3 separate regions of the Homo sapiens genome follow, and all the other regions are linked to region 1. A link is a loop called in an ENCODE intact Hi-C map of the cell type or tissue named here. Cell type or tissue: sigmoid colon. All regions are shown on one strand.

What was found. Hi-C counts contacts between places; a loop is a spot of excess contacts. Peaks named below come from ENCODE experiments on the same cell type or tissue, not always from the same donor. Only the 100,000 strongest peaks of a DNase experiment are listed, where the experiment ranks them.
Region 2: a loop joins it to region 1, with 1.9 times the contacts of the local background. A loop is called at or near these places in 4 of 110 quality-filtered maps.
Region 3: it touches region 1 in a loop (2.7-fold over the local background); 3 of 110 quality-filtered maps call a loop at or near these places.

What each region holds. Positions count from the first base shown.
Region 1 is chr22:42,903,532-42,911,531 of GRCh38, forward strand. The region is part of intron 2 of PACSIN2 (protein kinase C and casein kinase substrate in neurons 2); the gene reads right to left. Among named protein-coding and RNA genes, the nearest start is that of ARFGAP3, 50 kb to the left of the region's middle. RefSeq lists enhancers at 980-1,500, 2,395-3,070. In sigmoid colon, no CTCF peak of the experiment used is centred here; DNase peaks (open chromatin) are centred at 1,939, 2,391 and 3,620; H3K27ac peaks cover 3,086 bases.
Region 2 is chr22:42,992,112-43,000,111 of GRCh38, forward strand. All of the region lies in intron 1 of PACSIN2 (protein kinase C and casein kinase substrate in neurons 2), which reads right to left. Among named protein-coding and RNA genes, the nearest start is that of PACSIN2, 19 kb to the right of the region's middle. RefSeq lists a silencer at 919-1,039. In sigmoid colon, no CTCF peak of the experiment used is centred here; DNase peaks (open chromatin) are centred at 2,420, 2,820, 3,150, 5,100 and 3 weaker places; H3K4me3 peaks cover 2,691 bases; H3K27ac peaks cover 3,736 bases.
Region 3 is chr22:43,030,356-43,038,355 of GRCh38, forward strand. No RefSeq gene overlaps it. Among named protein-coding and RNA genes, the nearest start is that of TTLL1-AS1, 4.2 kb to the right of the region's middle. RefSeq lists an enhancer at 3,692-4,193. In sigmoid colon, CTCF peaks have their summits at 3,702 (motif pointing left) and 3,902; DNase peaks (open chromatin) are centred at 3,696 and 6,006.

The sequences.
Region 1 (8,000 bases):
TCCACTCGTCCTGGTCCCCAAACTTCCCACCAGCTCATCCACCACTGGGCTCCCAACTTGTCTCAGCCCTGGAATGTAGGCCCTGGGAGTTCCACACTTCGGTGCTGCCTTGAACCACAAGCTCAGACTAACACCTAACCTCACTGGGGCTCGCCATCTGCAAATGAGGTGATGCTATTTACCTTGCAGGGCCCAAGAGGGTTAGAGATTCAGAATCGCCTTGAGTCTGATCTACAATCCAGACTCGATTCTGACCCAGCACTAGTCCTGTCCTTTCCTCGGGGCCTCAATTCTGTCTCAACTTGGGGTTTTCAGTTCTTGCTCCCAACACTGACTGGCCGTATCCTCTGTTCCTGAAACCTGTATCCTCAAGTACGAAGGTGAAGAAAATGGAGCTCACTACCCTGAAAGCACCCCTTGCCGTTTGATCATTTAAAAGCATGAATCCCAGATTTCAACAATCATAAAGACACACTGAGTTACGAATCTTTAACTGAAATGTTCAAAATGACAAAATAAAAAATAGATGACACAGAAACCCAGAAATTGCAATTTTCAGATCCTAACTCCAAAGGCAGAACACATAAGATAGACAACATAGAAAGAAAGGATGTGTTTACGCAAAGCTGTGTTGAACTAACTCTTCCTCAAGGCCGTCGGCCAGGCTCCCCATGCTCTGCTCCCTTGGTGCGTGTTACACAGATGTCGAGAAGGCCCCGCGACACCCTACATGGCGTTCACATGCACAGCATATGCCGCCCTGTGTGCCATCTCCCATCCTGGAGCCCTGGGTCTCTGGGAAGACATGCACTGCTCACTTGCCTTCAGCCGAGCACCCAGCAAGTGGCAGGAATTTGGTATGTGGCTGCCGTTTTTGCTCTCCCTCACTCCTCAGGGAGGCGCCCCCACTGATGCAGGCATCACCTTGCTGGAAGAGCTGCCATGGCGAGATCACCTGCCCGGTCCCTAAGCTCGCTGAAGACCTGAGGCTTTTGGCAGAATTCCCAAGGCACCCCCTGACTGACAGGGAGTGTGAGAGACATCCAAAACTGGCTCGACCCCTAAGGTCCAAAGCCGATGATCTAGTGGGGAAACGCCAGCTGGGAAAAGCTGGAGGATCAATTCTTCCAGGAAGCCTCCCCACCTCCTTCCGTTCCCTCCTCTTCCCAGTTTGGTGCTTCCACAGCCCCCCCATACTGCACTCCAGTCTACCTCCACCCTGGCCCTAGCCCCCTGCACCCGAATCCTGGTTTACTTTATGACTCCTGTTACCCTACCAGTCCCCACTAGTGGAATGTGGGCTCCTCTCCCCATCTCTGTGCCTGGGCACCCCAGCTCCGCCCCCCTGCACTGTGCCCAGCTCAAACAATCGTTTATCCACAAATGTCTCCATGGAGCTAAGCCCACCACAGTCTAATGAGCACTACGGACCCCACCGGCTCTAAAATGAAAGGAGATTTGTTACTGAATAGAAAGGAAAAATGTGTCTCTTAAACAGTTTTAAAAAGTTATTCTGACATCACTGAGATCAAATAAGAAAATAAAATTTTATCTTCATCTACAGAAATGCACAAAAAAAATTTAAAAAATTTTATCTTCAGAAGACAAGCTTCTTGACAGCACAAAACCCCGAAGTGCTAAATTCCCTCAACGCAAAAACCAAAGAACTCTTTCTCTGCATTCAGAATGATGGCATTCACACGGGGGGAAGACAGGTCTGTCTGCACAACAGAAGGAAAGGTGACCTCATTCATCCACCTTTTCCTGTCTCCGCGTGTGCGATGCTCCCGCGTGTGGCTGCAGAAACGGTAAGTGTAGAGAGGACGCTCAGAGACCACTCGGGCTCGGGAGTCATTTAGACTTGGCCTTGCCATGCAGGTGTCCTGTGACCTCAGACAAAATAAACTCTGGGTGTCAACAGGCTCATTGGTGCCGCTGGCCCAGTGCCCAACTACCAGCAAGTGCTGTCCCTGGCCTGGGCAGCCCATCACAGAACAGCAGCAGGCCATCACTGCTGGCTGAGCCTGACCTGCGACGGTGCACCCCAAATTCTGCTTTCTTTTCCTCCACTGAAAGTGGAATTTGATTTTTCCCAGTATCGGGAATGGCTGAGCACGCAGGCCGAAGACAATGTTGTAGATGTCATACACCAAAGGGCATGAAAGAGCTGAAAACAAAAATGACAGATTCGACGGCCTGCAGCAGCCAGCCAAAATAAACTGCCCGGCTGGCTCCCTGCAGTGCTCCTGGTGGGTGGATGGGTAAAAGGGATTGGTGCTGGCCAGGGCTGGTCCCTGCCCTGTTTGCCCTAAAAGCAGGAAGCCGCCTGTGGGAACCAGGCCAATTCTGCAGCTGCTGGAACACAGCAGGAGAGGCTCCTGTGAGACCTTCAGTCATATCTACCTGACCACCCACCGCCACCCACTCCTTCAAGTATGTAAGTCCCTCCCATGTGCTGTGCATGGCACCAGGCCCTGGCAACACCAGCCAAGCAACACCTGCCAAGCTAGGGGACAGTGGCCATGGACAGGGATGGCAGCAGTGCTGAAAACTGTCCAAGGGAAATGGCAGTCACTTGTGGAACTGTCTTGTGCTGCTGCTGGCCTGTGAGCTCCAAGAGGACAAGGGACTGTCCCTGTCACACTCACCTCTGTGTCCCAGCCCCAAGCTCAGGCCAGGCATGAGCCTGACTGACTGACCAAGGGGGACAAAGGACAGCTTGGTTAAAACCCATCACATCATGAGAAAAACCTCCATTACTGGGTAGAGATTGGGCAGCAAAGGCTGCTTTCTGCTCTAATCTCAACGTCAAAGTCTGTCCAATGTTGACGTCTGTTTTCATAAGCGTCCAAGCATTGCTTAGGTTGTGTATTCTAAACTGTGAAAACCACCCATTTAAAAACACGTAATTCTGAAGAGTCACGAGATTCAGGGTCAGCCAAACATGGCCAAGACAAAGGCAGCCCACACGTCGAGGGCCCTGATCTGCCCCATAGGACGACAAAGTCTATCTGAACCACAATGGAAATGTCCACTATAGCTCAGGGGGAGGGTCACCCACCAAAGAAGGGCAGGATCTTAGGAAAACTATTTTCTCACTGGCTTAGAAGGAATTCACATGAATATAACTCATTCCTGAAAAAGGTAGGTATACAGTGCTCTGAAGAGCAGGCTGCAGCAGCCTGTTCAGAAATCCCAGAACAGCCAAATACCATCAGAAACACAACTCTCCCCAAAATAAGCATAAGAACCTTAAACGAAGATTACGCAATATACACCATGTCTACATTTTGTGTGTAACATCGGGGTAGGAAAAAGAGTTTTTGCCAAAAGAGAAAAAAAGTACCACACACAATTTTAGCCTCTTTGTGGGTGTTCTCTGTAATTCTTACAACCATCCTGGAAGTAGGAAATGAGCAATGCCATGTTACAGCCTAGGAAATGCTGGAGAGCACAGAGGAAGACTGCCCAAGCCCGCCCGGAGCAGTCAGGGAAGGCTCTTCCTTTCCCAGAGCAGCTCCCTAGGAAGGAGATGGAAGTCTGGATGGAGGAAAGAATCCTCCAAGCCACACCAGGCAGGGTCACAGATCTTTGTGGATGGGAGCCTGGGGTGGCTCAGCTTGGCTGGAGCCCAGGGCAGAGCTTCTCAGGAAGAGCCAGGGAGTCCAGCTGGCTGTCAACACATGCTCGTGTCTTGGCCATGCTAAAGAGTATGCTTCTATTTTGAAGGTGATGCAGAAAACTGAAGCTTCCCAGCAGGGCAGGGAGCCATCCAATCTGCTTTTCTAGATGGGCTATCTGGCAGTGGGGTGGAGACTGAGGAGTTGATGCCTTAATCCTTGCTCATGGTTCAGCAGATACTAGTTCAGTGAAAAGAAATAATTAATGGTAATTTTTAGAAACTTTAGTGAAACTAATGTGGGCCACTAACCTTCTAGGAGCCATATGTGAGCACGGTGGGGTGATAATTAAGCTGATGCGCACCCTGTCCCGAGGAGCCCATGGATGTGGGCACAGTGCTCCTGCAAGGCTGACACAGGCAGGCCATCACACGGAAAAGTCCGTTGGGGTCGGCGTGCGTGGAGGCGGCTGGGCAGCAGACAGAGCCAGTCACTGCTGCTGAGCATGAGGTGGTATTGACATTCGCTCGCTTCGTGCTTGCGCTCAGGGCACTGCTCTGCCGCCTCCTAACTGCTCTCCATACAACGCTGGCTCTAGGAGGCCCGAGGCTGGGCTCTCATATGGGGTGCCCAGGACTTAGCCCAGGGCCCGGGTCATGGCAGCTTCTAAATATGTGTCCTATAGAATTGGTATGGAAGGATGGGGAAAGTATCACTCCACATGGATGATGAATATGAAGGTGTTCTCACGTGATGAGCTGTCCTGCAGTGCTAGAGTCTGAGAGAAACCAGCCCGACTCAGAGCAAGTTGCAACAACCTACAGGGAGCGCCTTCCTGGCAGGGAACGGTAAATGTTGAGAGTCACGTGCCAACTCTTCAGGGCTAACATTCCCAGAATATTTGACACAAGATACTTATGTTCTCTTCATCTCCCCAAATACTCTTCTCAGGGGCTCTTTGTACCCACAAGATAGTGCACAGAGGTCAGACTCAGCCTGGGTTCATCCAGAAGATCTGAGCTCTAAATGCACAGACAGCTGACAGCTGTGCAGAAATCCCGCCTCCGGGGAGCTTTTGTTGAGGCAGACTCAGGCTCCAGTTCCTAAAATAAGTGGCGTCTGCCCTCCTAGCCTGGCCCCCAAGGAGCCTTCAGAGATGCAGGCAGCGGCTCTCAGCCCTGCTAGGGACAGACCTGCCATCCTGTTCCCAGAGCCTACTGAATGAAGGTAAGGGAGGCCAGGAAGCACTGGTGACACGTGAAAAGCCCCAAGGCTCACAGCCCAGGCCCTTTGGACACCAGCTCCCAGAACCAAAGAGAAGGCCTGGAAGCAGTGCCCAGAAGTGGAAAGGCAGGAGGAGGGCCCCTGGGCTCCTGCAACAAGTCAGGAAAACTTGCCAGAAGTAGCCAAGCTGCCCCATGCCCTGCCGTGAAGCCTGTGGGCGGGCCAGACCAGGCTCTGACTTGCTGAGGGAGCGACCCACCTGGGGAACTGCCTCCACTTGGCCCCCGCCACTGTAATCCCACACGACTTCCCATTTTGCTCCAAAACTGGCCCTTAGCTCCAAAAAGGTCAAGGTCCTCAGCACTCTGTAAGACCACACTCATTCAGGCTCCAGACTTGGTTCCAACCTGGAATGCCATCCCTTCTACTTGTTCCCAATTCTTGGCCCAACCCTACTCAGCCACAGGCCTCCTCTGCTGACTCTGCCCAGCAGACCATGTTACTGAGAGGCAGAGCTGGGGGTGGTCCCTCCTGCTCTCATACTCCATAAGCATCTTCTTTGTGGGAACTGGATCCCCTCTCCCCTCTTCCTCTTTTTATTTTTCCCCTATATCTACAGGGTTGGGGGAATGCAGGAGGTACTCCTTCCGAATATGCATTAAATAGCTCTATTCAGTATCATGTCCCTGTGGGTAACCTCTCCTCCCACAGGTCAGTATGGGTTCCTTCATTCGTCCAGCAAGCATCCAAGTGCAGCAACGTCCACTACCCCATGCTGCCTTTCCTGCCCTTCCCCCTGGGCAAACCTAGCAAATCCTACGGCACCTGGCATGATGACCTGCCTAGTGTCTACCTTATTCCTCCAAATGTCACAGCCAAAGGCTCCTGGAGGACAGGGCCACACAGAAGATGGCTCTGGAATGACATATTCCAGTTAGTATCTTTTGGTGGGAAGGAGTAAAATTAAACACAAAAAACTTTTCCACCTCAAGACCACAAGGCTTTCTTTGGAAAAGTGTCCTTCCATGGGAAAGAGGAACTTGCTACCTGCCTGGGAAGATGTGCAGTTGGCAGTGTGCACCTGAGTCTCTCAGATCCCAGCAGGCCATCACTGAGCAGTCACTCCGCCACTCAACGAACATCCGTCATGGAGAAGGCGGACGACCACAGCACTGCGGAGTTGATACCAGCTGGAGAGTAATTTCAGGGACAGCATCACAAGCTGAGCAGAGCCCGCCTGAGCATTTTCAGGCAAAAGGAGATGTTCTTGTCTACTGACATTATTGCAGTTGAGAATTTAACAGGGAGCATAAGAGCTTAATTACTGGACTTGTTAAAGCTAGTTGATTTAATATATGCTGACAATATACACTGGCAACGTTCACCTGAATGTTTTTTAACAAGCAGCTGAAGAATTCTGTAATAGCACTATATTTAGCTACATAATTTTCCCAGCAGTTTCTGCCACCAAGTGGGTAATGAAGACAATGTCGCCAAGGGCACCGCAGGAACAGACATTGACTGTGCACACCGACTCCCTCAGCTCCCGTGTCAGAGGGAAGGGCCCCCACCAGCCTTGCCCTGATGCCCTAAAACACTTAACGTTTATTCATTCTTTTAACCCTCACAATACTAGGATATGGGTACCGTTATTACCCCCATCTTATAGATTGGGAAATGAAGGCAAAGAAAAATCAGTAACTTGCCCAAAGCCATACACAGAAGTAAGTGATCAGGTCAGCAGTCAAACCCAGACCTCCTGGCTCCAAAGCAATGTCTTCACCTGTCCCCATTGCCTCTCCTGGCCTATCCCTCACAAGGAAGGGCCTTTTGAGTGTGCTTGTCCTGTCTGCACCACCACCAAGCTCAAGGCAGGGAATGATTGGTGCCAGCCAGCAATGTCACTACAGTTACAAAAAAGAGGCTCCCCATAACTGGAAAGGTTTCTATCTATAGTTTTGGTTCAGTGTTGAGAACAAGGGCCTGCACTTCTAAAGGCTGGAGAGCTCACAGGAAGGCTCTCACAGCTGCTGCCAGCTCCATAAGCGCTCCTGCACTAATGAGGCCACAGCCTCTCTGGGGGGGCCAGCCAGCGGGACCTGATTACTGTGAACCTGTACCTGCAAGCGGGGGCAAAGGCAGTCCTGAATTCTAGCACTATTCCAGGGGCACCTCCAAACCACGTCGTGTAACTGCTGGTCCTGCTTCATCTAGTTTCACGGCCAACCTCCTGCCATGCTGTGAGATGTGGCTGGCGACCTGTTTGGCTGTCACTGCTCCTGTCACTCTTGCTGTCTTAAGTGAAATATTTCTCAGGCAGATGTGCCTCTCCGGCTGCTGAAATTTGAGCTGGGTGCCCCCCTCACCCCTCCAGAAGGATGCCACCAGCCGAGGGGTGGCAGCAGAGAGGACCTGCATGCTCTGTGCCTTTCCACATTTATTTCTGCTGTGGCAGAAGCCAGCTTCTGGAGGGCAGGAACTCAGTCTGTCACATCCCTTGCCTAGCACACTACAGGTACTCAGTTAACACATAATTTTTTTTTTTTTGAGACGGAGTCTTGCTCTGTCACCCAGGCTGGAGTGCAGTGGCGCTGTCTCGGCTCACTGCAAGCTCCGCCTCCCGGGTTCATGCCATTCTCCTGCCTCAGCCTCCCAAATAGCTGGGGTTACAGGTGCCCACCACCACGCCCAGCTAATTTTTTGTATTTTTAGTAGAGATGGGGTTTCACCATGTTGGCCAGGCTGGTCTTGAACTCCTGACCTCAAGATCCACCCGCCTCGGCCTCCCAAAGTGCTGGGGTTACAGACATGAGCCACTGCGCCCGGCCATGCAAAGCCTCTTTCCATGAAGGCCAAGAAAGCTCCAGGGGTTTTGCCACAGGGACAAAATTAGACCAAAAATTGACTTCCTATAGTCTCAGCTACTCAGTAGGCTGAGGTGGGAGGATGGCTTGAGCCCAGGAGATCAAGGCTTCAGTGAGCCATGATGGTGCCACTGAACTCCAGCCTGCGCTCTCGAGACCTCAACTGTTAAAAAAAAAAAAAAAAAAAAGATGGACTTTCCATTAACTAGCAGGAAGGAAAAGTAAGTGGGACTCAGGAACAACACCCTCCGCCTCCACAAAAAAACAAAAATAATCCAATCAGGAAGAGGGC
Region 2 (8,000 bases), 89 kb after region 1:
TGATCAAGGAATTGTATCCAAAATATATTTTAAAAATTTCAAAACTAAGTTAATAAAACAACTCAGCTTTTTCAACAGGCAAGTGATTTAAAGAGATAATCACTAGGGAAATGCAAATTAAACCTACCAGAATGGCAAAAATTAAAAAGACTACATGTACCAAGTGTTGGTGAGGATGTGGGGGAACTAGAACCCAGTGCTGGTGATGCGCGCAAAGCACTTTGGAAAAGTTTGGCAGTGTCTGGACATGTTAAACGTACCCTAGCCACCAAACCTAGCCTAACCACCTAAACCACCAAAGCACCTAGCCATTCCACTCTAGGTATTTACCCCAGGGAAGTGGAAGCAGATGTTGGCCAAGTGCAGTGGTTCACACCTGTAATCCCAACACTTTAGAAGACTGAGGCAGGAGGATCATTTGAGCCCAGGAGTTCAAGATCAGTCTTGGCAACATAGGGAGACTCTGTCTCCATTAAATTTTTGATAAAAAGAAAGCAGATGTCCCCACAGAGACTGGCACACAAATGTTAATAGCACCTTATTTTTCTGTAACATCTTTTCACGACATAGCATCTTCATTTGTGATTACACCAAGTGGAAACAGCCCAAACGTCTGTCAATAGGTGAATGAACAAATTGTAGCATGCCCATGCATTGGATTTTTTAAAAAATGAAACTAACTGATAAATGCTACAACAATCTCAAAGTAATTTTACTGAGTGAAAGAAGCCAGACTAAAAATAACACATACTGTAAAAAGAATATATACTGGCCGGAAGTGGTGGCTCACACCTGTAATCCTAGCACTCTGGGAGGCTGAGGCGGGCAGATTGCCCGAGCTCAGGAGTTTGAGACCAGCCTGGGCAACACAGTGAAGCCCCGTCTCTACTAAAAATACAAAAAAATTGGCCGGGCATGGCAGCATGCACTTATAGTCCCAGCTACTCGGGAGCTGGGAGCTGGGAAGCAGGAGAATCACTTCAACCCGGGAGGCGGAGGTTGCAGTGAGTCGAGATTGCACCACTGCACTCCAGCCTAGCAACAGAACAAGACTCCATCTCAAAAAAAAAAAAGGAAGAAGAAGAATACATAGAATACATACTGTATGATTCCATTTACATAAAATTTTAGAAAATGCAAATGATTCTACAGTGGCAAAGAGTAGAGCAGTGGTGGCCTGGAAGAAGTGGGGGCAGAGGGACCCCAAGTGGCAAGAGGAACCCTCAGAGGGTGGACTTCTCACTATCTTCTTTGCAATGATGGCTTAACAGTGTATTCATATGCCAAAACTTATCGCCTGTTCATTATAACTCAATAAAACTGTTTCAAATTTGAAGGCAGAATAACATAAGACTGCTTACTTCTTATTTTGCCAAGTAAGAATATCCTTTAGAAACTACCAGCTCTTTTCATCAACATGGAAAGATAGGACATTTTAAAATGTAAAAGATACAATGGTCAAAATTTTATACAGAAAGAGCCCTTCCCAAGAAAGGGCAGCTGCTAACCTTACACACATGAAAACTGCATTGCCCTTATTTTTTCCACGTTGATGATAACACGATTGCAGACTGTCATCTTCTGAGACTGGCAGGAATGCCCCTGAAGGCCGACCAGAGCCGAAGGACACTCTCCGGGTTCATCTCCACATCCGACCTGGCAGTTCCTCCTGGAAGGGCGGCACCAGGGACAGCCATGTGCGCTGTGGGACCCAGACATCACTTCCCTGCCCTCCCACAAGTCAAGAAATCACAAGAAGAATGTGGCCCAAAAGGTTCCTGAAGCACTCCTATGCAGCTGAAGAAGGGAAGTGCCTTGTTTCCACAAGAGCTGCTCACCCCCAAGCCACAGTATCTGTGGTTTGCTGCTGGGACAAGTTCCATAAGTCAACATTAAAAACTCTTCAGTGGGATTCCTCCAGGCTAAAGTCCAGTGAGCTAAAGCCGAAATCAAATATGAGCTCTCAAGAAGACCACGATGTAGACTGGAATCCTTCTGATATTGCGCCAGAATGCTAACAAAAGCCAAGAGATGTCATCAGCAAAGCCCTAGAGGGAAACTTTGGGTAAAATGACAGTGCAGTGCGCTCCTGCTCAAGTGTGGCTGGTTTGGTGGTAAGAAGGGCTGAGCAGGGGGACAGGCCTGCTCTTAACCCCACCTCCCCATGCAACTGGGGCTCCAGGCATGGTCCCAAGCCCCATGTGTCAGATAGGGAGGGACAACCCCAAACACACCCAGAAAATAAGCATGAACTTTACCATTCAAGAAACCAGGCACACACATGAATCCAGAGCCGTGTCCTGCGCCACAAAGACCCTCGGGCGTGCTTATGGGGACACCCCAGCCTGCACACCCAAGCTCTGTCCACACATACCCTGCCCATGGCCACCATTCAGCCACCTTTGGCTGGAGGCACGTGCACACAGTGCACAGCCTACCCTCAGCAGGACACGCCAGGGAGGCGGCCCATGCAGGCCATGTAAGGGGTCTGGGGGTTACTGGGGCAGGGAATTCCAGGGTCTCTGTCCCTGTGCATGGCCTAAAGGGAGAGGCACAAGTTTTAGGGAGATACCACTTCTTGATACCTCAGATTCCTCACCCTATAGGGACAGTCACACTGGAAAAAGGGCCCCGGGCAGGGGTCCCACATGCCCCACCTACGGGAATGCTGACATATGAAAGGTCTGGGGGCTGCGGGGAGCACCCTAGCATATCCACACCTAGAGCCACAGCCTCGCAGCCAGCGAATGCAGCTGCCTCTTCCCTGGCCCAGAGATCCTTCTCTCTTGTCAGCAATCCCCATCCCACCCCAAGCCCCAGTCTCTGTCTCACTGGACTTTACACCAGGACTCCCGCAACTGTGCCTTGCCCGTTTAGACTGGAAATTCCATTTAGGCTGCCTCCTGGACTCCCTCTCAGGACCCTGCTTCCAACAATCACATAGTCAAAGGGGACAATGTCCCCCCTCCCCGCCTCGGGGCTGCTCCGGGCCCCAACTGCCAGGAAGCAAGACTGGACACTGCAACGTTTAACTCACATTGAGCTGAAGCAGCCGAGTTCTTCCTCTATAAAGTGAGCTGACTGCAGAGAAACTGCACCCTGGCATTCAGTCATGTTTCACAATAACTCCAGAGGAGGAGCTCTGCTTCTGACATGAAGTGTGGCAAGCCTTAGAAGGAAGCAGAGCTACAAAGTTATTCAATGCAAATATTTAAAGAACAGGCTGCTTTTGGTGCCAGGAGGACGGCAGCTTGCAAACCTCCAGTCACAATAAAGGTTCTGCTTGGTTGGGACTGAGTCAGGATGACAAATGTTGTTTCATTGCACCCTCCGTCCACTGAGGAGACAAGGTTTTTAAAGCAACTTTTCAGGAAGTTACTCTGTCCATTGGGCAGGACCTTAAAAGTCACAGCAAGAGAGCAAGTGTCTGGTGTGGAAAAACCAGAGTGTGTATACAACTACTCAGTCAAGAACTAAATGTGCATTTCCAATGTCATTCACGCGGCAATTATTTGGAAATAAGGATGGGATCATGCAATTTTGCCAACAGTAAATATACAGATTTGGTAACTTCAAGTGCCTATAATGTCCACCAGACAGAGGCCTTAAAGCACATTCCACCCATGTTTTCCTCCTTGAGAAAGGCAATTTGATTGTTAAAAGAAACAGTGGCCAGGCACAGTGACCCACACCTGTAATCCCAGCGCTCTGGGAAGCCGGGACAGGAGGATCACTTGAAGCCAGGAGTTCAAGACCAGCCTGGGCAACACAGTGAGACCTGCCCCCTTCCCCAGTCTCCAGAAAAATTTAAAAATTAGCCAGGTATTGGCTGGGCGTGGTGGCTCACGTCTGTAATCCCAGCACTTTGGGAGGCCGAAGTGGGCGGATCACAAGGTCAGGAGATCAAGACCATCCTGGCTAACACGGTGAAACCTCATTTCTACTAAAAATACAAAAAATTAGCTGGGCGTGGTGGTGGGCGCCTGTAGTCCCAGCTACTTGGGAGGCTGAGGTAGGAGAATGGCTTGAACCTGGGAAGCGGAGCTTGCAATGAGCCGAGATTGCACCACTGCACTCCAGGCTGGGCGACAGAGCGAGACTCCGTCTCAAAAAAAAAATAATAAAATTAGCCAGGTATGACACTGGACGCGGTGGCTCACGCCTGTAATCCTAGCACTTTGGGAGGCCAAGATGGGTGGATCACAAGGTCAGGAATTCAAGACCAGCCTGGCCAAGATGCTGAAACCCCATCACTACTAAAAATACAAAAATTAGCTGGGCATGGTGGCACACGCCCGTAATCCCAGCTACTGGGAAGGCTGAGGCAGGAGAATCGCCTGAACCCAGGCAGCAAAGGTTGCAGTGAGCCAAGATCGAGCCACTGCACTCCAGCCTGGGTGACAGAGCAAGACTCTGCCGCAAAAAAAAAAAAAAAAAAAAATTGGCCAGGTATGATGGTACACACTTGTAATTTGGGAGGGTGAGGTGAGAGGATCATTAAGCCCTGGAGTTGGAGGCTGCAGTGGGCCACAATCACACCACTACACTCCAGCCTGGGTGACAGAGTGAGGCCCTGTCTCAATCAGGGGGAAAAAAAGCAGAGAATAGAGACGGTCCAGGCCAAAATGGACACACTGAATTTTTTGTTGGTATTTCTGATGGTGTCCTCAGGCCTGGCTTACTGAGTTCTACAGCCTCAAGCTGCATGCTGATCAAAACCACACATCACATTTCCTAGGTATGAGGCCTAGGCCCAGCTTTCTCACTTGCAAAACAAAGTTGTCATGAGAATAAGTGTAATCACGCAAGGAAAAATAGGACACCTGGCACAAAATGAGCCTCAATAAACATTAAATTTTTTAAAAATAATTCTGATAACGATTGTGAAGTCAGAAACCAGTTCAGGGAAGTGAAGGCTAGAAGGGGGCTGGGAGGTTTGGCAACAAGCAGAGCCCTGGCAGGAGGGGATGAGGCTTGGACCCTCCCGCCCACTGAGGCTGGCCTTCCCTCCACACCAGGCTGGGGGTGTTTAATCACGCTCTGCCTCCTCTGACCAGAATGTAAGATCATGGACTACGTTGTTCCTGTTGTAACTCCAGTGCCTAGAACCGTGCCTAGCACATGGCAGGCGTTCAAAAATTTGCTGAATACATAAATGGGGATTTGGCCAGGCACAGTGGCTCACGCCTGTTATCCCAGGACTTTGGGAGGCAGAGGCGGGCAGATCACAAGGTCAGGAGATTGAGACCATCCTGGCTAACATGGTAAAACCCTGTCTCTACTAAAAATAGAAAAAATTAGCCAGGCGTGGTGGCAGGCGCCTGTAGTCCCAGCTACCTGGGAGGCTGAGGCAGGAGAATCGCTTGAACCCGGGAGGCAGAGGTTGCAGTGAGCTGAGATGGCGCCACTGCACTCCAGCCTGGGCGACAGCGAGACTCCGTCTCAAAAAAAAAAACAATAAATAATAAATAAATAAATAAAAATGAATGGGGATTTATGAATACATTGAATTGCATGCAAAAATGTCTGAGTCCATTTCTAGGGGGAAAGAATCTATTTGCATGAAATTCTCATGTAAATATAAGATCCAAATACAGGTCAACAAAAATTAGCCAGGCATGGTGGCGCATGCCTGTGGTCCCAGCTATTACTTCACTCGGGAGGCAGAGTGAGGCAGGAGAATCATCTGAACCCGTGAGGTGGAGGATGCAGTGAGCTGAGATCACACCACTGCACCCCAGCCTGGGCGACAGGGCAAGACTCTGTCTCAAAAAACAAACAAACAAAAATACAAGTGAAGAAACATTGCTGAGTTCCACCCACGTGTCTCAGAACACCAGTGACCACCGTTAGGTGAGCAAGGCAGTAAAATTACAGAGCAAAATCTAACAGGCCAGAGCTTTCCTGGAAAAGAGGTTTCTCAGGAGCCAGCCCCAAACATATCCAAGGGCAGTTACCAGCCTTTAAGTCTGAGGTTTGGATTTGAGAATTAACTTTGAAACTAGAGCCAACCCCAGGTTAAGGAGGGAGCAGAAGGAAATACAGGAAGTTGATGAATAAAAACAGAAAGTCTTTGGTACCATGAGAGTGAGACACATCAATGCTCCCAGAGAACCTGGGGACCCAGCAAAATTCCTTCAGGGACCGTGAATATAGGAACCTTCTTTGCTGCTGCAGGGATTTCAGATATTCTCCCAGTCTGAACCTGGTTTGGATTCTGGGCTCCCAACCTTGCTTCCAGTTTATAACTCAACCCAGCCACACTGGCCTCCATCTCCCCAACATGCCCTGACGCATGACTCGCACAGATGCCAGACAGACAGAAGGGCAGACACCAAAACACAGAGCAAGAAAAGGGCAACAATAAACTTTTTCTGAACTTAAGCCTTTTAAAGATCAATAAGGTTGCTAGATCCCTAAATAATAGTATTTTTCACATTCAATGATTTAGAAACTCCAGATGACAAAAGGCTACTGTAAATTCAAGTTTTAAAGTAAACTGGTATTTTGTTAATCATAATCACAGCATCATTTATATATAGTAATGATACAAACACGAGGCAGAAGGGCAGGGTCCCTGGTGAGAGCCCCACCCTCAAGCCTGGACCCAAGGCCCTAAATGAGAACAAGCATTCCTGTTTTCGCACCCAAATGTTGCCTTTCAGCCCACCATGTCCCCCATCATCCTGTGCCCATATAAAACCCCAAACCCCAGAATCCAGGAGCAGAAGAGTGGCAGAGGAGAGAAGAGAGGAAGTCGAGAGGAGTTGAGCTGGGGGCAGTTGAAGAGGAGATCGGCTGCAGAATGGCCAAACTCCAGGAAAAGATCACCTTCCCACTCCATCCCATCTCCAGCTCCCCATCCTGCTGAGAGCCACCTCCATCACTCAATAAAATCCCGCATTCACCATCCTTCAAGTCCATGTGACCTGATTCTTCCTGGACGCCAGATAATTCGGGATGCTGAACCCAAAAAGGCTGTCACACTGACTCTTAAGCCGTTTAACACTTAAGCCGTCCTCAGACAGGAGGGCTAAAAGAGCATTGTAACAACCCTAGACACTGCTGTGGGGCCAGAGCCCAAAAGTGCTCGCCTCGGCCCCTGTACTTGCTCACCTGCATGCTCCCCCTCCTGTAAGTGGTTTAAGCAAACCAGCCACACCCCTGTCCCAAGTACCTCGAAGGGGTCCAGGGAACTCTCCCATTTCAGTAACATATAAATGTCTAATGTGTGTGTGTATGTGTGTGTACGGAGGCATTAAAAAATCTGTCTACAGGCCAGGCGTGGTGGCTCATGCCTCTAATCCCAGCACTTTGGGAGGCCAAGGCCAGTGGATCACCTGAGGTTGGGAATTCAAGACCAGCCTGACCAAGATGGAGAAACCCTGTCTCTACTAAAAACACAAAATTAGCCCAGCGTGGTGGTACATGCCTGTAATCCCAGCTACTTGGGAGGCTGAAGAAGAGAATCGCTTGAACCCGGGACGCGGAGGTTGCCGTGAGACAAGATCATGCCATTGCACTCCAGCCTGGGCAACAAGAATGAAACTCCATCTCAAAAAAAAAAATGCTGTCTACAGACTATGCCTGGTGGGCACAGGACTGATGGAGCAGTCCCCTGGCAGTCACTCCCTAACTTGCTGGGGAGACAGGGCCACTGTGGGGGACCACCAGTGCTTTGAAGAGAGAACCCTGAGACAGACCCAGATCTGAAGATATATTAAGCTTCTCTGAGCCTATTTCCTCAACTGTAAAGTGGGAATCAAAGAGTCCCAAGGCAAGATGGTTGGCAGGCTCAGAGGCACCGATGGCTGTGCTACAATGGAGTTCTCTAAGGGCAATGCCATCACAAGTGCAGGGCACACATTCATGCATCCCATCTGCACAACAATCCTATCATGATCCCCATTTCAAAGGTGAGGTAGGTATCACAACCAATCTCAGAGCTGGGATTCAAGCCCAGGCAATCTGGTTGCAGAGCTCCTTACTAACAACAGCTC
Region 3 (8,000 bases), 130 kb after region 1:
CGTGGAATAAGCCTGGTCCCTGCTCCAGGTTCCCTTCCAGCCTTCCCCTGAGGGTCACCCAGTCACTTTGAAACACACCAGTGAGATCTGCTCACGTCTCTGGCTAGTGCCCCCCGCCCTGACCCCCCAGGAAAGGCACTTGCCTGTGGGTCCTCAGGCCCTCAAGCTCTCTTGGCCCCGAACCTGCTAGGTGGGCCTGCTCCCTGTGGGCTCCTCCCATCCAGCCCCCTACATGGGGGCTGGCCTTCCTCTCTGGGGCCCGTGAGTGTAATTGAGCCCTTCACCTACACCTGTCTGAGTGTGATTTCTGCGGCTGTGCTGGAAAGACCCCAAAAGGCCAAAGGGGCTTCCCTGTCTCCAGCACTCCCTCCCTCTGTGGAAACAGCGCCCCTCACCCATTCCTTCTGTGCTCTGCTCCTCACCTCGGCCCCCAGAAACACATGCACATCACGAATTGCCCCTCATCACCTAACAGTCCCTGAACTCCTTTGTGTTACACCTAAATCATCCCTCTTAAGACTAAATGTCTTTGATTTCCCAATCATCCCTCGCCCGCCTGCTGCTCTCCCTCCATTTTTGCTGCTCTGACATTGTCCATAAATGCTTCGACAAATGACCAGCGTTGCCTGGGAGTGGAGGACAGATCTCGGCCCTTGCCCTCCAGTTCCTCCTTATCTCAGCCTGGGGGTGGATAGCAAAGACCCAGGCAATAAGAGCGACACAGCAGGAGGACAAGGACCATCCCAAATGAGTAGACGGCCTGGTTCCCACAGTCGTTCGGCCATCACGTATCAGTGCTGCACGCATGTGTCAGGCTGGGGCCAGGCAGAGGCACGCGGAGCTGGAGGCTGTGCCGGGGAGAAAGCACAGAGGCACATGCCTGACCCGGATCATCTCAGGGATATGAGTGCTTTGGAGAAAACGGAAGAAGGTGGTAATAAAGTGGGGCTAGAGGGATCACCAGGAGAGCCTCTCTGGGACCGGGCATGGTGGCTCACGCCTGTAATCCCAGCACTTTGGGAGGCTGAGGGCAGGTGGAGCACCTGAGGTCAGGAGTTCGAGACCAGCCTGACCAACATGGTAAAACCCCGTTTCTACTAGAAATACTAAAATTAGTCAGGCATGGTGGTGAGTGCCTGTAATCCCAGCTACTCAGGAGGCTGAAACAGGAGAATTGCTTGAACCCGGCAGGCAGAGGTTGCAGTGAGCCAAGATCATGTCACTGCACTCCAGCCTGGGTGACAGAATGAGACTCAGTCTCAAAAAAAAAAAAAAGGAGAGCCTCTCTGGGAAGGTGGCAGACAGGATAGGCTGCTCCAAGTGATGAAAAGAGCCAGGCCTGCAGAGATGGGGGAGGAGAATTCTAGTAGAGGGGCCTGCCATGCAAAGGCCCTGAGGCAGGGAGGGGCATGACGCTTGAAGATTGCTGTGTCTCCAGCAAAACCAGCAAGGGCAGAAGGGAGGGGGTGGAGGGGGAGGCCAGAGAGGCGAGGAACTTGATTTTATTTATGTTCCAGGGGAGGCTTTTGGAGGGCATTAGGGCTCTGATAGAATCTGATTTATGCTTTAAAATGCAAGAGAGGCTGGGCGTGGTGACTCATGCCTGTAATCCCAGCACTTCAGGAGGCTGAGATGGGAGGATCCCTGGAGCCCAGGAGTTCCAGACCACCCTATGCAACATAACAAGACCCCCATCTCTAATATTTTTTAAAATAATAATAAAATGTAAGAGAAAGGAGAGACCATTGGAGACTAGAGTCACCAGGAAAGGCTTTATAGAAGAGGCAATGATGCCTTCTACCACAGAATTAGAGAGGAGTCATGATTTCCTATGAGCAGTACAAAAATCACCCCTTTAAAAATGCGGCTGGGCATAGTGGCCCCTGCCTGTAATCCTTTGGGGGGCCAAGGTGGGCGGATCATGTGAGCCCAGGAGTTTTTCTTTTTTTTTTTTTTTTTTGAGATGGAGTCTCGCTCTGTCACCCAGGCTGGAGTGCAGTGGCGTGATCTCAGCTCACTGCAAGCTCTGCCTCCCGGGTTCACACCATTCTCCTGCCTCAGCCTCCCAAGTAGCTGGGACTACAGGCGCCTGCCACCATACCCGGCTAATTTTTTGTATTTTTAGTAGAGACGGGGTTTCACCGTGTTAGCCAGGATGGTCTTGATTTCATGATCCATCTGCCTCGGCCTCCCAAAGTGCTGGGATTACAGGCGTGAGCCACCGCACCCAGCCGTGCCCAGGAGTTTGAAACCAGCCTGGGCAACATGGCAAAACCCCATCTCTACAAAAAATACAAAAAATTAGCTGGGCATGGTGGCACATGCCTGTAGTTCTAGCTGCTCAGGAGGCTGAAGTGGGAGGATCGCCTGAGCCTGGGAGGTTGAGGCTGTAGGGAGCTGTGATTGTGCCACTGCACTCCAGCCTAGGTGATGGAGTAAGACCCTGTCTCAAGAAAAAAATAAATAAATAAATCAAAACAGTTTCTCCCAGGAAGGCATACGAATGGCCAATAAGCACATGAAAAGATACTCAACATCATCAGCTGTCAGAAAAAATGCAAATCAAAACCATAATGAGATACTACTTCAGGGGAGCAGTGGTTCACGTTTGTAATCCCAGCACTTTGGGAGGCCAAGGCAGGCCAATTGCTTGAGGCCAAGAGTTCAAGACCAGCCTGGGTAACATGGTGAGACCCTGTCGCTACAAAAAAATAAAAAATTAGCAGCCAGGCACGGTGGCTCATGCCTGTAATCCCAGCACCCTGGGAGGCCGAGGCAGGTGGAGCACAAGGTCAGGAGTTTGAGACCAGCCTGGCCAACATAGTGAAACCCTGTCACTACTAAAAATACAAAAGTTAGCCGCACGTGGTGGCATGTGCCTGTAATCTCAACTACTTAGGAGGCTGAGGTGGGAGAATCGACTGAACCCAGAAGGCAGAAGTTGCAGTGAGCCGAGACCACACCACTGCACTCCAGCCTGGGTGACAGAATGAGACTCTGTTTCAAAAAACAAAATAAAATAAAATAAATAAAAATCAGCAGGGTGTGGTAGCATGCACCTGTAATCCCAGCTGCTTGGGAGGCTGAGGTGGGAGGATCACCCCAGGAGGTCAAGGCTGCAGTGAGCTGTGATCATACCACTGCGCTCCAGCCTGGATGACAGAGCCAGACCCTGTCTCAAAAAAAAAAGAGCTATCAGGCTGGACGTGGTGGCTCACGCCTGTAATCCCAGCACTTTGGGAGGCCAAGGTGGGTGGACCACCAGGTCAGGAGTTCAAGACCAGCCTGGCCAAGATGGTGAAACCCCATCTCTACTAAAAATACAAAAATTAGCTGGGCATGGTGGCGGGCGCCTGTAATCCCAGCTGAGACAGGAGAATCACTGGAACCTGGGAGGTGGAGGTTGCAGTGAACCAAGATTACGCCATTGCACTCCAGCCTGGGCAACAGAGCAAGACTCCGTCCCAAAAAAACAAAAAGTTCTGATTTCATTTTAACCAGTACAAGATGCAGGAAGGGAAGCTGCCTGGTGACGTTCTTGCTATTCAGCCATGGCCTCGAGGCAGCATTATTCATAACCATGAGTAGCGTGGCCTTTCTGAACAGCTTCTGAAAAGCACGTTTGTTACTGCAGCTTTGCAGTTTACCTCCTTCTACATTCAGGGCTCAAACCCCGTTTAACACACGCCCCCTACTGGGCCACTGAGAACTGCTCGTCTCTGCAGATCCCCTTCCACCCGGTGTGCAGGCTCCCTGTGCACAACTCCCCTCCTCCCGTCCCTAGGGCACCGCCTGAGTTCACATTGTGGCCTGCACTGCCAGATCTCCCTCTAGCCTCTCACCAGCTCCGTCATCCTTAGAGAGGCACATCTCTAAGAACACTGATGCCATCACTCAAAAACATTTGGCTGGAAGCCGGGCACGGTAGCTCATGCCTGTAATCCCAGCACTTTGGGAGATGGAGGCTGGCGGATCACTTGAGGTCTGGAGTTCAAGACCAGCCTGGCCAACATAGTGAAACCCCATCTCTACTAAAAATACAAAACTAGGCCAGGCACGGTGGCTGATGCCTGTAATCCCGGCACTTTGGGAGGCTGAGGCAGGCGGATCACAAGGTCAGGAGATCAAGACTATCCTGGCTAACACGTCAGGATGTAGACATGTTTAGTAGAGAAACCCCGTCTCTACTAAAAATACAAAAAATTAGCCGGGCGTGGTGGCGGGCGCCTGTAGTCCCAGCTACTCGGGAGGCTGAGGCAGGAGAATGGCATGAACCTGGGAGGCGGAGCTTGCAGTGAGCTGAGCTCACGCCACTGCACTCCAGCCTGGGTGTCAGAGTGAGACTCCGTCTCAAAACAAAACAAAACAAAACTAGCCGGGCATGGTGGCGCATGCCTGTAATCCCAGCTACTTCTTGGGAGGTTGAGGCATGAGAATGACTTGAACCCAGGAGGCAAAGGTTGCTGTGAGCCGAGATTGTGCCACTAGCCTGGGCAACAGAGTGAGACTCTGTCTAAAAAAAAAAAAAAAAAAAAAAAAAAAGGAAAGAAAGGGGGGAGGGGAGGGGGGAGGGGAGGGGTGGGAAGGGGAGGGGAGATTAGGTGAGTTAAACTGGAATTGTGGGGGAATGTTGGCCAAGTGGCAGGCAGGGTGGGCCTGGGCCTGAGGGAACGCCATGGGCCCCTAGACTTGTTCCTGCTGACAGAGCGCCAGCGGCCGGGCAGGAGCATAAGCAAGGTGGGTTTGCATCTGTCACTGGAGGAGCGCTCCGAATGCTTCTCAGGACAAAAGCAGGAGGCCGCCATTGTTCACAGGATGTGAGATCTAATATGGTTCAGGCTGGGGCAAATCAGTGAAGATCAAAATCCCTCGTCTTCCACAATGAGAGACTGGAATCAAAAGTGGATGTGCTCCCACCTGCTCACAAAGGGTCCTCACGTGCCCCAGGGCCCTCCACTGGGGCACAGTTCACATTAGGGGACACACAAACAGCCTGAGGGTGCCCAGTCGCTGAGCAGCCCCAGTCGCTGTGCCGTTACCAGCAGGCAGGGCCCTGCAGGAGACCTTGGCCTCCCCAGACCACAGGGGCTGCAGGGCTGCTGCGGGGAGAGGGCCAGGCGGCCGCAGCACAGCTGGGAATGGCTCCAGAGGGGAGGGTGGAGAGTGCGCTGGCCCCTGGGGGCACTCAGAGAGGAGCTGCGTGTGTTTGGCACTGGTGGACATGGTGTGTGGCAGTGTGAGCCAACAGGCCAATGGGTGGCAAGCATAGGAGGCTTTATGGAGCACCCTGAAGAACCACTGTGTGGAGGGGAAATGGCCCCCTGTGAGGAAAGTCCTAGCAGCTGGTGGAGCGCAACCAGATGCGGGTCCAGACTGATGGGGTCTCCATGGCAGCCCAGGTGGGAGGCGGAGGAGGAGAAGGGAGACAGTGAGAAGGTTGTCACCAGGCCCTCACTAATACCCGGGGAGCAGCCCGTGTGCAAAGGAGGTGAAGGATGGTGGTTTTCTTTTGTTTGAGATGGAGTCTTGCTCAGTTGTCCAGGCTGGAGTGCAATGGTGCGATCTCGGCTCACTGCAACCTCCGCCTCCTGGGTTCAAGTGATTCTTCCGCCTCAGCCTCCCAAGTAGGTGGGATTACAGGCATGAACCACCAAGCCCAGCTAATGTTTGTATTTTTAGTAGAGACGGGGTTTCACCTTGTTGGCCAGGCTGGTCTCAAACTCCTGACCTCAGGTGATCCACCCACCTCAGCCTCCCAAAGTGCTGGGACTACAGGCGTGAGCTACTGTGCCCAGTCGAGGATGGGTTTATATTGGGAAAACCAAGCCTATCAAACTTGGTGAAAACGACCACAGGATGCAACCCTCTGGCCTGGGACCCACCCCATCAAGTGTGTGGGGGCTGACAAGAAAACAGCAACGGCTCCCGGACAGCTCCCAGCAGGGCTCACTGCTTAGCCCCAGCCTAGCGCTGAATGGGGCTGTTCCTGGCCCGACAGCCTCCCGAGGCCTGCTGCCAACACCGCACCCTTCCCACCCGTGTCCTGGAAGTGCTCAGAGGAAACATCTGCCCAGAACATGACATCACTAAATCATTAATGAGACAGTCACTATATGACATAAATCCACTTAGCAGAGCCTCACTCTCACCTAGCAACTGGGTCACCAGCAAACTAACCACTTGGTGTGACTCTTCCATTAGGACTGCGTGGCCCCGGAGCCTCAGAGGCCAACGTTCCCAACCAGGGACTCCACCCTTCTCCCAGAGGGAGGCAAAAACAACACAATGTAACTGAGAACCGGGTTGTAAAAACCGGTGGAAGAGCTGGGAACAGTTAACGGGGTGTCTTTCACTTCTGCGTGTAGGAGCCGAGGTGGAGCCGCCAGCTGTGCAGAGGACACCCCCTCCTGGGAGGTAAGAGGGCTCGCCAGAGCCAGCAAGGCGTGCGGGCAGGGTCCCTGTGCGGTGGTACTGGTTGTTTCTGAGGCAAACAGAACTCCCCCCCTTTTTTTTTTTGAGACGGAGTTTCGCTCTTATTGCCCAGGCTTGAGTGTAATGGCGCCATCTCGGCTCTCCGCAACCTCCGCCTCCTGGGTTCAAGCGATTCTCCTGCCTCAGCCTCCAGGCTAATTTTTGTATTTTTAGTAGAGATGAGGTTTCACCATGTTGGCCAAGCTGGTCTCGAACTCCTGACCTCAGATGATCCACCCTCCTCGGCCTCCCAAAGTGCTGGGATTACAGGCATGAGCCACTGCGCCCGGCCACAGAACTCCCCATTTTATACAGTGGGAAACAAAGGTGCAACGACCCCAGGGACAGGCTTGGGAAACAGCTAATAAACAGCAGAGCCAGGCCACAAGGCCAAGTCTGACTCGGGGATCTCCATCCCACACCCGCCATCAACAGCAAACACATTAAAACTAAACCCCACGGCTGGGCGCAGTGGCTCACACCTGTATTCCCAGCACTCTGGAAGGCTGAGGCAGGCGGATCACCTAAGGCTGGGAGTTTGAGACCAGCCTAGCCAACATGGTGAAGCCCCATCTCTACTAAAAATACAAAAATTAGCCGGGCATGGTGGTGTACACCTGTAATCCCAGCTACTTGGGAAGCTGAGGCACGAGAATCACTTCAACCCGGGAGGCAGAGATTGCAGTGAGCTGAGGTTGCGCCACTGCACTCCAGCCTGCTGGGCGACAGAGCGAGACTCTGTCTCAAAAACAAAACAAAACAAAACAAAACTTAAACACCAGGGAACACACACAACACACATACCAATAAGATCACGAAGAAGGAATGGCTGAAAAGCCCACCAATTGTAGTTTATTTGGAGTCCAGCCAAGTACCATTTGTGTTGAAAAGACCTATTTTTCCCTAATTGGCAGTGAAACATCATTAAATATATGTACTCATATACACACACACAATATGGCATGTACACTTGACACACGTCCATGCATGGGCACTGAGAGAGCCTGGGCAAGTCAGTTAAGACCCTTATCTGAAGGACATACCCTTGGTGCCATTTGGGAGAACAAACTCCTGTTACTAGCATTGCAACAAAAACAGGTGGCAAGCTTTAAAGATAAACTCAAGACAGCGAGTGAAACTTCAGCAAATACGTGTTAATACGACCATGAGTAAAAGGCCCTTCCTGGCCGGGCGCAGTGGCTCACGCCTGTAATTTCAGCACTTTGGGAGGCGGAGGCGGGAGGATCACCTGAGGTCAGGAGTTCGAGACCAGCCTGGCCAACATGGTGAAACCCCGTCTCCACTAAAAATACAAAAATTAGTTGGGCGTGGTGGCAGGCGCCTGTAAGCCCACCTCTTTGGGAGGCTGAGCCATGAGAATCGCCTGAACCCAGGAGGTGGAGGTTGCAGTGAGCCTAGATTGTGCCATTGCACTCCAGCCTGGGTGTCAAGAGTGAAACTCCACCTCAAAAAAAAAAAAAAAAAAAAAGACCCTTCCTAAGAACAGCACTGTAACTCATGAGTTATTA